2 separate regions of the Mus musculus genome follow, and region 2 is linked to region 1. Evidence: chromatin contacts called from ENCODE Hi-C or POLR2A ChIA-PET data. All regions are on one chromosome and are shown on one strand. Each heading gives the region's core, a stretch centred on a gene start or an enhancer-like site at or near the end of the contact. The rest is flanking DNA. Distances are from core to core; before and after follow the strand shown. Region 1 holds the start of Dclre1c (DNA cross-link repair 1C). Region 2 overlaps LOC108168726.

Evidence for each region. A loop is a pair of places that touch in the nucleus more often than their neighbours do. ChIA-PET counts read pairs that join two places held with the same protein, here RNA polymerase II (POLR2A).
Region 2: a loop to region 1 is called in a map of v-Abl transformed pro-B cells, with 2.7 times the contacts of the local background. The contact joins the enhancer-like site here to the promoter of Dclre1c in region 1. A Hi-C loop is called at or near these places in 1 of 37 maps with a recorded cell type or tissue (v-Abl transformed pro-B cells). POLR2A ChIA-PET finds 5 or more read pairs at or near these places in 1 of 5 experiments (embryonic stem cell).

The regions. Positions count from the first base shown.
Region 1 is chr2:3,422,159-3,427,749 of GRCm38, forward strand. Dclre1c (DNA cross-link repair 1C) reads left to right here and starts at 1,973. Exons shown (of 14, transcript NM_146114.3): 1 at 1,973-2,168; 2 at 3,206-3,257. The coding sequence starts at 2,060. It also overlaps a transcript of Meig1 not described here.
Region 2 is chr2:3,653,795-3,659,432 of GRCm38, forward strand. The region is part of intron 2 of LOC108168726; the gene reads left to right. Among named protein-coding and RNA genes, the nearest start is that of Fam107b, 57 kb to the right of the region's middle. Within about 2 kb of position 4,102, at least 1 of the 3 ENCODE cell types and tissues checked has a DNase peak (open chromatin) inside an H3K27ac peak, as active enhancers do.

The sequences.
Region 1 (5,591 bases), core at 723-3,222:
ATTACCAGCAAACTTTTTATTTGCATGCCTGTTTTATATACTTATGTGTCCAGTGTTGTGTAAAACTTCTCAAAGGAAAGGGGTCTCGAACGGAAAAAGTTCAGTCATAAGAATATAAGCATGCATGTTGCTTACAGTGACAACTTGATTCTCACAACTGTTTCCTACTGTGTACGTCGTAACGAGAAAAGCAACGAACAAGTAAGTAAGAGTGAATTTTAGTTTGCCTTGCCTCTCAAGGAGCTCCAACTTCTGAGAAATTCTGTCGACGACCAGACTCAGTGCAGAATGTATTGTCCTGTAGAGACAACCCATCCACAGCAATTGTCCTCCGGTAGTCTAGGAAAGACCATCTTATACAAAACCAAGGCTTTACCGGTACTACTGTGTGGAATGTATAAGTTGGTGTGTATATCCAGAACACTTCCCTCTACTTCCCTGCTTCCTCCTTATGAATATCTGAATGTGAATAGAACCAGGTATTATGACTGCAAGAGTAACCAGATGTTCTCTGACCCTGGCATTCCGACCCCTCTGCTCAGAGCTTACTCCTGGCATCATCCCATGATCACTTCTGCCTCTGTGAAAATATTCTTGTCATATTCTTCATTTTTGTGGCTTTTCAAATGTGCTGAACTCGGATGGCACATCAGAGTTAGCCATGTAACCACTGTGGATCGAGAAACCTCATCTTAAAGGGAAAAAGAGAGTTTATTCTGGGGCCATTTTTAATAACCTTGGGGCTGGAACAGAGATTTGGGTCATCCTAAATTCCATGTTCCAACAAGGAAAGAGTTTCACAGTTTTATAGAAGAAAGTCTTAAGTCAGGTCATATTTAGTGTACATCGGAGAGCAAAGATGAGAAAGCTTTTCTATAGGCCCGAGATGCTATCTGATGACGTTCTTAATTTTTGGGTTAGGTGAAAATAGTGGTCTGCTAAACTAGGAGATTCCAAAAGGTTTTCATCTGTTACTCACAAGATGTTAATTCCAACAGAGATAAACAAGGGATGGCTATTCCCAAGGGCTAGAACTAGCTCAAGATACGATAATTCGCTTCTGGATCTGCAACATTCTAATCTCCCCACAGTACTAAAACCAGTCGCTCAGTTTTTGCAGACACTGCTTCTTTTCAGTTTTCCTGTTTACCTCCACAAGGCTTGCCAAAGTGTTCTGCATAGCAGGGTTTGGAGGTTCCAGTTGATCAACAGTGCTGAGTATCTGAGGAGAACTTGCTAGGAAGGAGAAAATAAATGCCACTGACAAAGTCTTTGGTGGATCTTAGTATGATTACTACACACTTTCCCACCCTGCCCCCCATCCTCTCCCTCTGTCTCTTTATATATCCTTCTGACTTCCTCAAAGTACAACTTAAATGATTACTGGAGGCCAGCAGATCAATGGAATCTTTACTCCCCCCACCCCTGCTCTAAGAATCTATGTCTGAATTGTAGCCTTCAAAATATAGTTAGCTTATATAATACAGAAGAGGGAGCAACTACCAATGGAATCTACTAACCAAGAGTCAGAGGCAATGACTCATCCAATCCTCGTGGTTACCCTATAAAATACAAATTGGGATAAGATTTTTAAAAAAGTGAAAAGAACTCGATCTTCACTAGATCTGAGGAAATGCAAGGCAATATGGTTAAGAAAAGGGAAGCTCTCTGGCCTCCATTCTCAGTTGTGTTTCGTTTCCTGCCTTGGTTCCTCCACAGATGCGGGCAGATCTGCATTGCGCAACAAACACTTCGGTGTCTTTTCTTGCTTTCTGGCAGGAACGTGACTTTCCATGACCAGCCAGTGCTACCCACAAACTACGCACAGCTGTTTCTCCGTGCCCAGCTGGTGCAGTTATTTAAACCAAGGGACTTGGGAGGCTGGATCAGGATTGGATGCCCATTGGCTCCGCCCCTACCTCAAGGGTCCTTTGATTGGATGTGGCTGAGCTCTGCCGGCCTATGGGTAGGCGGTGCGCAGGTTCCCGGAAGTGGCGCCCAGGGTCAGTGTGTGCTTCTGTTTCCGAGGTGGGCTTTGGGTCTAGTGTTCCCGGGTGCGATGAGCTCCTTCCAGGGACAGATGGCGGAGTATCCAACCATCTCCATTGACCGCTTCGACAGGGAGAACCTGAAAGCCCGTGCCTACTTCCTTTCGCACTGTCACAAGGGTGAGTGAGCTCCTCTCGTTACCTATTTCAGGGGCGCTATGGTCTGAAGAGGCAATGGCAGAGGTCGGCACCTGGTGAGGGGAGGACAGGCTGGGACTCCGCGAGGCACTGGGAAGCACTCCTAATGCCAGTTGGCGCTTAACCTCTGGCTTTATTGAGCTCCTGGTCTGTACCACCTCTGTAACCCCAGCTCCTAACCCCAGCTCCGGTTGCAATCAGACCTGGACGCTGTGGTAAGGCAGAGCTGTTAGAAGTGCTGGTTGCTGTCCCAGCGGAGGGTATGTTTGGTAAGGCTTAATTAATTAGCTCATGCCCAAACTTCCCTAATTCTCGTTTATCTCGAGTAAGGAAAACACGTTTCAGAACGTCTACACCCAAAGACATTAGGTAAGAGCGAAATGCCCCTCTCTCACACAGGCACGTGTTTCAGAAGTTCTACATCCCGGAGATATTTGGCAAGAGCCCAAGATCGATCTGTACATCTATCTCTGTCTCTCTGTCTCTCCTCCTCCCTCTCCCTCCCTCCCTCGCTCCCTTTAACCCCCCCCCCCCCACACACACACAAATGTTTCTCACACTATACTCTTGGGTGTGTGTGTGTGTGTGTGTGTGTGTGTACAACCAGTCGATAAGCTTGGCCAAGTGTCCCCCATTTTTCTTCTTTATTATTTACTTATTTTAGGTTGTGGGGCAGAGCTTCACGTATCCTAGGTGGAGTCATATCAGCCCACCCAGGTTCTCATACTCGCACTTGATCTTCCTGCGTATGTCCCCTGACCCAGGTGGGACTTGAATAGCTTTCATCAGCTCAGGGTCTAACCCTTTTTAGTGGTTCCTGTTCCCTACTCTGAAAGGTTCGTCATGTGCAGAAGAGCCAAAGGCCTGTGGGAATCTATTTGCTCAGAATGGTGAGCCTTAGGTAGTTTCTCACAGTAGGAAGCTTACAAAGACAACCCAGCTGTTGCAGGGAAGAGAAATCCTCTAAAAAACCAAATCAAACAAAACATGGTTATGATTTCTAATTCTTTTCCTTGTAGATCACATGAAAGGATTAAGGGCTCCTTCCTTGAAAAGAAGGCTGGAATGCAGGTAATTGGCTTTGTTACTTATTTGTATTTAAGTAGATATCTTAACTGAGAGATAACACCTAGGCAGAACAGGACATACACCCTAGCAGGGTAGCCTGTATAAACTTTATGAGCTTATATAAACATTATGTGGCTTCCACACAGATAAGAAGTTGAACACTACCATGTCCCAGACCCCTGTCTAGTCTTACCTGCTTCTTCTCCAAGAAGTATTTCCTATTTTGAGTTTTTGTCACAATGAGCTAACTTTGGATATTCTTGAATTTTAATATAAACAGGTGGCTTAATATGGTGGTCTAATCACAACATGGAGGAATCAGGAGGATTTGTGAGTTCAAGGCCAGCTTGAGTTACATAGTGAGAACTTGTCTTAAACAAATGAAAATAAATAAACAGGATCATATACTGGATAGATTAAGACATCTTCAATATTTTTCAAAGGTTTATTTATTTTTTTATTTTACATGTATGCTTGTTTACCTGTGTGTAGCTGTCCTATGAGTGCTAGGAATTAAACCTTGGCCTTCTGGAAGAGCAGCCATCTTAACTACTTGAGCTATTTCTCCAGCCCTGTCTAGCTCTTACTATTGTATTTCTGTGATCCGTCTGTGTTGCTAGCTGATGTACCTTTGTTTTTTTTGTTTGTTTGTTTGGTTTGGTTTGGTTTGGTTTGGTTTGGTTTTTTGAGACAGGGTTTCTCTGTATAGCCCTGGCTGTCCTGGAGCTCACTTTGTAGACCAGGCTGGCCTCGAACTCAGAAATCCACCTGCCTCTGCCTCCCGAGTGCTGAGATTAAAGGCGTGCACCACCACACCCGGCTGTACCTTTGTTTTTGTAAGAGTATGTTTATGTGTGTAAATGGTGGTTCTGCTAGCAAGAATGCTAGGCCGGAGAGGTGGCTCAGTGGTGAGCGATGGCTGCTGCGATGGGCCAGACATGATAGAGGTTGAGAATGTAGTAGTTCACTGTCGGACAGAGTTTTGAGTCAAGGGTCAGTCAAAGAGGGTCACTCCAGAGTGTAATCAGGCTCTGATACAACAGGGAGGAGCAGCCTTGATGAACAGAACGTCAAACAACCTCACCGGAAGCACGTTACGGATTACTACACAAAAGTTCCTCCAACCAAAGCCCCTAATCTAATGTAGATGTTTTGTGAAGGAGATCATCCTGCCCTTCGGCTTTTACCCTTAGGGTGCACTATTTGCAGTATTCAATAATGCAAGACACTCCAGGCATGCAAAGGATGGAAACTTCCTTCAGAATAATAACTATAGATAACAGAAAACAATCACTGTTTTCTACAGTGATTTCTTCTAGGTCAAAGTACTTCTAGGAAACAAGTCTTCATTCTGATGCCCACCCTGGGTATAGGAAAAAACAACTATTTCATTCTAATGTTTACCCTAGATAGAATGATCCTACGAGAATTCTACTGCTGTCTACTTGGAGCTGGTGTCCTCATTAGAACTGCTTGGTAACTTTTAAAATACCTGTTCTTATTACTTCTAATTTACAGATGAGGAAACAAAGAAGCCAGGCAGGTTAAATTAGTTGCCCAGTGTCACAGAAGCAGGGTGTGGCGAGACCAGGGTTTTAACCAGGTCTGAGCCTATGCATCCACTCTATTGCTGTGTGACACATTACCTTGTAACAGAGTGTTTTCAAATGATACCCAGCCTCCAGTTTCTCTGGGGAATTATGACAGTGCATAGTGGGAATTTCTTGTTTCTGCCTGCCTAGCATCAGGCAAGACTGAAATTATCTGAAGATAATTCTGTAACCTGGGAAGACACACATAACAGCAACAAGGCCTAGAATAGCCGGTTTCTTGAGCTTGTCTGTCTCTGAAAGGTTTCTTTAACCTGGGACGGTTGGTTTTGTTAATAGAGAATTTAGGTTTTAAAACTGTTCGTCCTGGGACAGACATGGAGGAATGTGCTTTCAGTGAAAGTCCTCACGAGAAAGATGCACTGACACATCTCTGTGCATTAGGAGCCAGCCTGGTCTACATAGCAAGTTCCAAGTTAGGGTGACATAGTGAGTCAGCATTGAAATAAACAAACATACAAGCTAAACCCCAAGAGAGTCAGGAGGCAGGCAAATTCCCCTAAGCAAGCTTTAAGACTCTTGCAATTCGCTGGGATGGCAGTGGCTCATGCCTTTAATCCCAACAGTCAGAAGGCAGAGATATAGGTAGTTTGAGACCAGCCTAGTCTACAGGGCGCGTTCTAGGATAGAGTGCCATACAGAGAAACTCTGTGGTGAAGAAATCCTACAGCTGCTGGGTGTGCTAGCGCATGCCTTTCATCCCAGCATGTGGGAGGCAGAAGCAGGT
Region 2 (5,638 bases), core at 2,852-5,351, 230 kb after region 1:
TTGAGATCTATAGTCTATATGTGTAGGGGCCGCCTGGGAAGCAATGGCAGTTCTGTGTGTGTGTGTGTGTGTGTGTGTGTGTGTTTAATCCTAATTACTGTCATTGTTCTCTGTTTTCAACAGTGCTTATGCTCACTTGAAGGGTTTCTTGACTGTAGTAGACAGAACCCCAGTGCCTACCTAGAAGCAGGTGTCATTTCCCTGAGCTTCCATGGACATCTAGCTAGCACACAGGTGTCCCCTTATATAATATCTGTTTCTCAGAGATGCATTGCTCAGTGCTATCCACTGCTGCTCCCTTTCAGCAAGGGGAACATGGAGCGGGGCTTGCAGGTAGATAACTGATTACTCTTACCTCCAGCCAGCTCTTCTTATGCCCCTTCCTCTTTGCTGGTCTTTCTCCCAGTATACTTAGCCACCACATGATCATCAACATCTTGAAACTAGAGCAGCTGGGAGCACATCAGTGTGGTGTAGTCTTCTCACAAGACCCTCTCTTGTGGGAACATATATGCTCCTCAGAGTAGAAAGGAGACCACGAGAGGAGAAACTCTTAAGGAAGAAAGGGAAAGAGAGGGTAATTGAGTCCATGCCATGTTAACCTGGAAGCGGAGAGTGTCTTCGAGAAGAAAGAAACAAGCCAGAGAAAGGCAGAGAGCCTAAGGCGAAAGGCAACAGAGGGCAGGGACAAAGGAGAACAAAGAGAACAAAGCATAATGAGCCACGTGTATGGAGATGCCGCAATGAAACACATAGGCTGGCTTAAAAATTAATAAATAAATACATCCCCTTGTTGAAGGATGGAGGGCACATGATGCCCCTCCACAACACTTAGCAAGGTGGGTAGACTCTTACTTAGGTTTCCTATCATTGCCCATATGCTGACCATGCTTTTGTGAATCCCCATTCCCCTGCTTCTGTAAGCAATTCCAACTAAACTCACTGGTTCACCAAGCTTGCCTGGAACAGAGTCTTTTGCTGGTGCCTTATTTCTGAAGCACAACCACATATCACCTCCTCCTCCTCAGTGTTTGGCTCCTAGCTTTTTGAACAGCAAAGGGTGGGCTGTCAGGCACACAGCCATTACTACAGTGGGATTTTAAATTTCAAAATTACCCAGAGAATGAAAACCTATGGAAGCTATTTTTAATATCAGCACATAGGCAAAGAAGGGTGGGTGGAATGGAGGGTGAGTAGGGGAGACACTGTTGGAGGTAATTCTGTCACGTGGCCATACCTTTCTTTACCCCAGCACAGGAATACCAAAATTCACGGACAAACACACCAAAGGCTCCATTAGGCTGTGTGCTTCCTGAGAGCAGTGGACTGTGTCTTAGTTAGGGTTTCATCGCTATGAAGGAACACCATGACCATGAAAACTCTTACAAAAGAAAACATTTAACTGGGGCTCTGCTTAGAGTTTCAGAGGAATATTCCATTGTCACCATGGCAGGAAGTATGGCAACATTGATGCAGACATGGAGCTTGAGGAGCCGAGGGTTTTACATCTTCATCTGCAGGCTGCAGAAGGGGACCATGTGCCACAGTAGGGCAAGTAGCACAAACATATGAGGACTCAAAGCCTGCTCCCACAGTGACGCACTTTCTCCAACAAGGCCACACCTACTTCAACAAGGCCACACCTCCTAATACTGCCACTCCCCGTGGGCCAAGTACCACACACACACATACACATACACACACACACACACACACACGGACACGGACACGGACACGGACACGGACACAAGAGTCTGTGGGAGTCAAAGCCATTCAAACCACTGCAGACTGCATCGGTTCAAAGATGAAGCCAGAGCCAAGGGAGATTGAGCTCAGTGAGCAAAGTGTTTGCTGTGCAAGCTTGAGGACCTGAGTTTGAATGCCCACACCTACACCAACGGCCAGCATGCCAGCAAGTGTCAGTTGGAAGCTGAGCCAAGCATATCTCATGGGCTGGTTGGTCATCCAGCCCAGCTGAAATGGCCAGTTCTAAGTTCTCTGCAAGACTCCATCTCAAAAAAATGAAGTAGACAAGTTGTCAATGCAGACCTACTGATGTCAACCTCTAGCTTGCACTGCCCCCCCCCAATCCCTCACAACATGGGCAAGCACACTCACTTCACACAAATACGCCCCTCACATGCTTGCATGCACATAACTTTTAAAAAGAAGGGAAAAATGAAGTCAGATTCTCCGTGGGAAGGTGAAATTTCAAAGATGCATCACATCTATTAGACAGAGTACTCAGTGTGAAAATAAAGGGAAGGATGTAAGATCGGGCTTACAAATGCACTGGGAAGAGAAAGACTGAGACTCTGGTTTTGTGAATAATCACAGCATGTCAGTGGAGGCTTTGTGAGTGGAAATACTCCACACTTATGCTCTTCTGTGCTGTAGTCAAGACTGTGTTGTTTAATAGACAGCAGGACAGAGCTACCTTACTAATAGTGACAAGAAGGGGGCCCAATGCCAAACAGAACCATTTGTCAGCACAAAGGTGCATCCTGAAGCTTGGCAGCCTGGTAAGCCCATAACTGGAAACAGCCGAAAACAGGGACAAACCTGCATATGTCTTGTTTTCTGAGAACAACCCCACTTCTCAGAAACTTCTATGCTCGAGGCCCTCTCTGACTATAATAATCAGGGTGGAGAAACAGAGCCACTAGGCTATAGATTAAGAGATGTTTGACGAGGGACTGGCTAATATAGCCTGCGCTCTGTCACTGTGAACTTCAGCCCCAGGAAAGCTGGTAGTATAACTCTAAGTCTGAAGGCCTGAGACCAAAGGAGCCACTGGTGTCAAATCGTAACCCAAGGTCAATGGAAGAGTTTTCACACTGCCTCAGTTCTTCTCGCCTCGATGTCGAAACACCTCATCTAAAAATGTTCATGGAAGAACTGTTGCCTCTGGCTGGGTTTCAGAGGGTCTGGTTTGTGACTGATTGGCCCCACACACTCGAGCAGAACCTCATCCTGGTAGAATTATGTGGCAGAGGACCTTCTGTCAGGGTGAAGAAGAAGAGAAGGAGGAAGAGGAGGAAAAGGAGGAAAAGGAGGAAGGAGGGAGGAAGGGGGAGGAGGATGAATAGGAGAGAAGAGGGGGAGGAATAGGAGCAAAGAAGGAGAAGGAGGAAGAGCAGAAGGAGGAGAGAAGCATTGACTAAGATGTAATCCTTTCTACAGACTGTGCCTCACTTCCTCCAACCCATCCCTACCGTCTAAAGTTTTCATAACTTCCCCAAATATCACCGCCAGCTGGGGACCAAGTGTTTAAGACAAGTACCCGTGTAAGCCATATTCAAATCTCAACACCCAACCCGAGCAAACAAGCTTCTCCTCTGGCTTCATTCCGACTCTCTATAGCATAGATGATTTTTCCCACTTCACAGGTAGACGGCTTTACTGAGAGCCCTCCTTCCTAATACTCACCTTCTGGAAACATCCTGACATAAATACCTAAAATTAGCCTGTGCGCCTTGGGCCTGGTCAAGTTCACCCATAGAATGAACACTTTCCCCAGGGTAGGTTCCTTTCCTATTAGCCTGTCCATGGAACGTGTTCCTTCCTCTGAGTCCTCTATGCTCATCTTACATTTTATTTTAGAAAGCAACTCTTTGGGTTTATGTATGTATTTGTTTTATGTGCATATGTGTGTGCCTGCATGCATATACGTGCACTCCCTGTGTGTTAGACCCTGAAGAGGTCAGAAGGTGTTAGATCCTTTTGAAATGGGGTTACAGGTGTTTGTGAGTAGTCGTGTGGGGGCTGGGAACTGATCCCAGGGCCATGAGTAATAAGTGTTCTAAACCAGTGAGTCATTCGTCACCCCTCTTTCCCAGTACCCGGGGGCATAGTGGGGTAGAGGTCTGGGGGTGGGGGTGGGGGTGAGAAATAGGAGAGAGACAGAGACAGAGGCAGAGAGGGAATTTTACTTATCGAATTAAACTTGTATCCAGATCTCAACTACTTCTGGTCAGTGTTGCAAAGATTCCCAGGGTCAGCCGTGTAACTTAGAGCTACCAAGCAACTGTGGAGTTTAGCGAGTACACCCTCTTTTTGCCAAGGGTCCCCTGGGGCTGATTGGGATCCAGCAAATTTTCAGAATTGGCAGGGTGACACAGTTTAGGCAAGTTTTCACTTCCTGTGGTTTGTAGGTTACTTAAGTGTGAAGTAACAAACCTCAAACGGTTAAAATTCTCCAACCGAAAATGGTCACAGTGAGCACAAGGAGACAAAGCTCTGTGGTGTTTGTAGCCTGGGAGGAAGTGAGACCAAGGCTTGGCGAGCAGAACCTGGTTTTTCCATACATGAAGCTAGCCCTGGGGGAGGGCCATCTGGGCAGCGGTTAGAGTCAGGCCTTCTGCCTGGGTAAAGATAGCAAGGCATGTTTGTTCACACAAATAAAATGTCAGGTTCTCTTTTTGCCTCCTCTTCCCTCCCTCTATTCCCCTCCCATTTCCCCCTCCTACCTCCCCCTCTGCCTCTGCCTCCGCCTCCGCCTCCCCTCCCCCTCTCCTCCCTCTGTGTGTGTGTGTGTGCATGTATATTTACATGCGTGTGTGGTATATGTGGAGTCTGGAGGATGGCAGGGAGTGCCTTCCTCAGTGACTCTCCTACTTACACAGTGAGGCAGGGGCTTTTGATTGAAGCCACCAGAGCTTGCCTGGTCTAGCTAGACAGCTGGCTCCATGGTTCCCTTGTCTCTGCCTCCCTAGTACATAAGTAGGCCACCAGGCTAGGCTTTCTGTTTACATGTATGCTCTGGGCCTGACCTCTTGTCCTTTACATATGTGTAGCCAACACTTTACCTACTGAGTCTCTCCTCATGCCCATGGAGCCGCCTCCCCAGCGGAGCTTTTCTGCGTTCCTTGTAGAACAGTCTAAAGTGAGCCCTCCACTAAAATAAGCTATCTGAAACACACATGCCCTTTGATGGCACAAATGATTCATGTGTCGCCCACCCAGAGTCTCCCCAGGCTCTGGCCAGAGAGTAGATAATTACTCACACACCAAGGTGAGGGGAAAGACAGGTAAAGTGGCAGAGGTGACTCCAGCTATTTGGGAGGCTGAGGAAATAGGAACTCATAGTCAAAAGCTACATAGGCTACAGGGTGAGTTCAAGGGCAGCTGGGCAACTTAGTGAGGCTGGAGAGCCGAGTTTTAAATAGAGTTAAAGGGGGGGAGGAGGTTATAGCTTAGTAGCAGCCCAGCTGCTTAGCTAGTGCTCTTGGGTGTGCAAGGCTCCCGCTTTAATCCCCAGGACTAGGAGGGAGGGTTAGGCGAACCTTTTACAAGAGGTTTTACTGGGATTAGTGGTGAGTTTCTAGGGAAATCTGCCTGCTCCCCACTCCTTCATCCATAAGACTCTTAGGTTTGCATGGATTGTGACGTCACTGCACACCAGCACTGTGTTCTCCCTGGGCTTCTCTATGCCACCTTCATTTGTTACAAGCAAGGGGAGAGGGAGAAAGAGAGGGAGGGGGAGGAAGGGAGAAGGAGAGAGAGAGAGTAAGAGAGGAGAGAGGAGAGGGGGAGGGGAGGGGAGGGGGAGGGGGAGAAAGAGAGGGGAGGGAGGAAAGGAGAGAGGAGAGAGACCAGAACAATCCTTTAATACAGTGAGCCAGGCTTGTACGTGGCT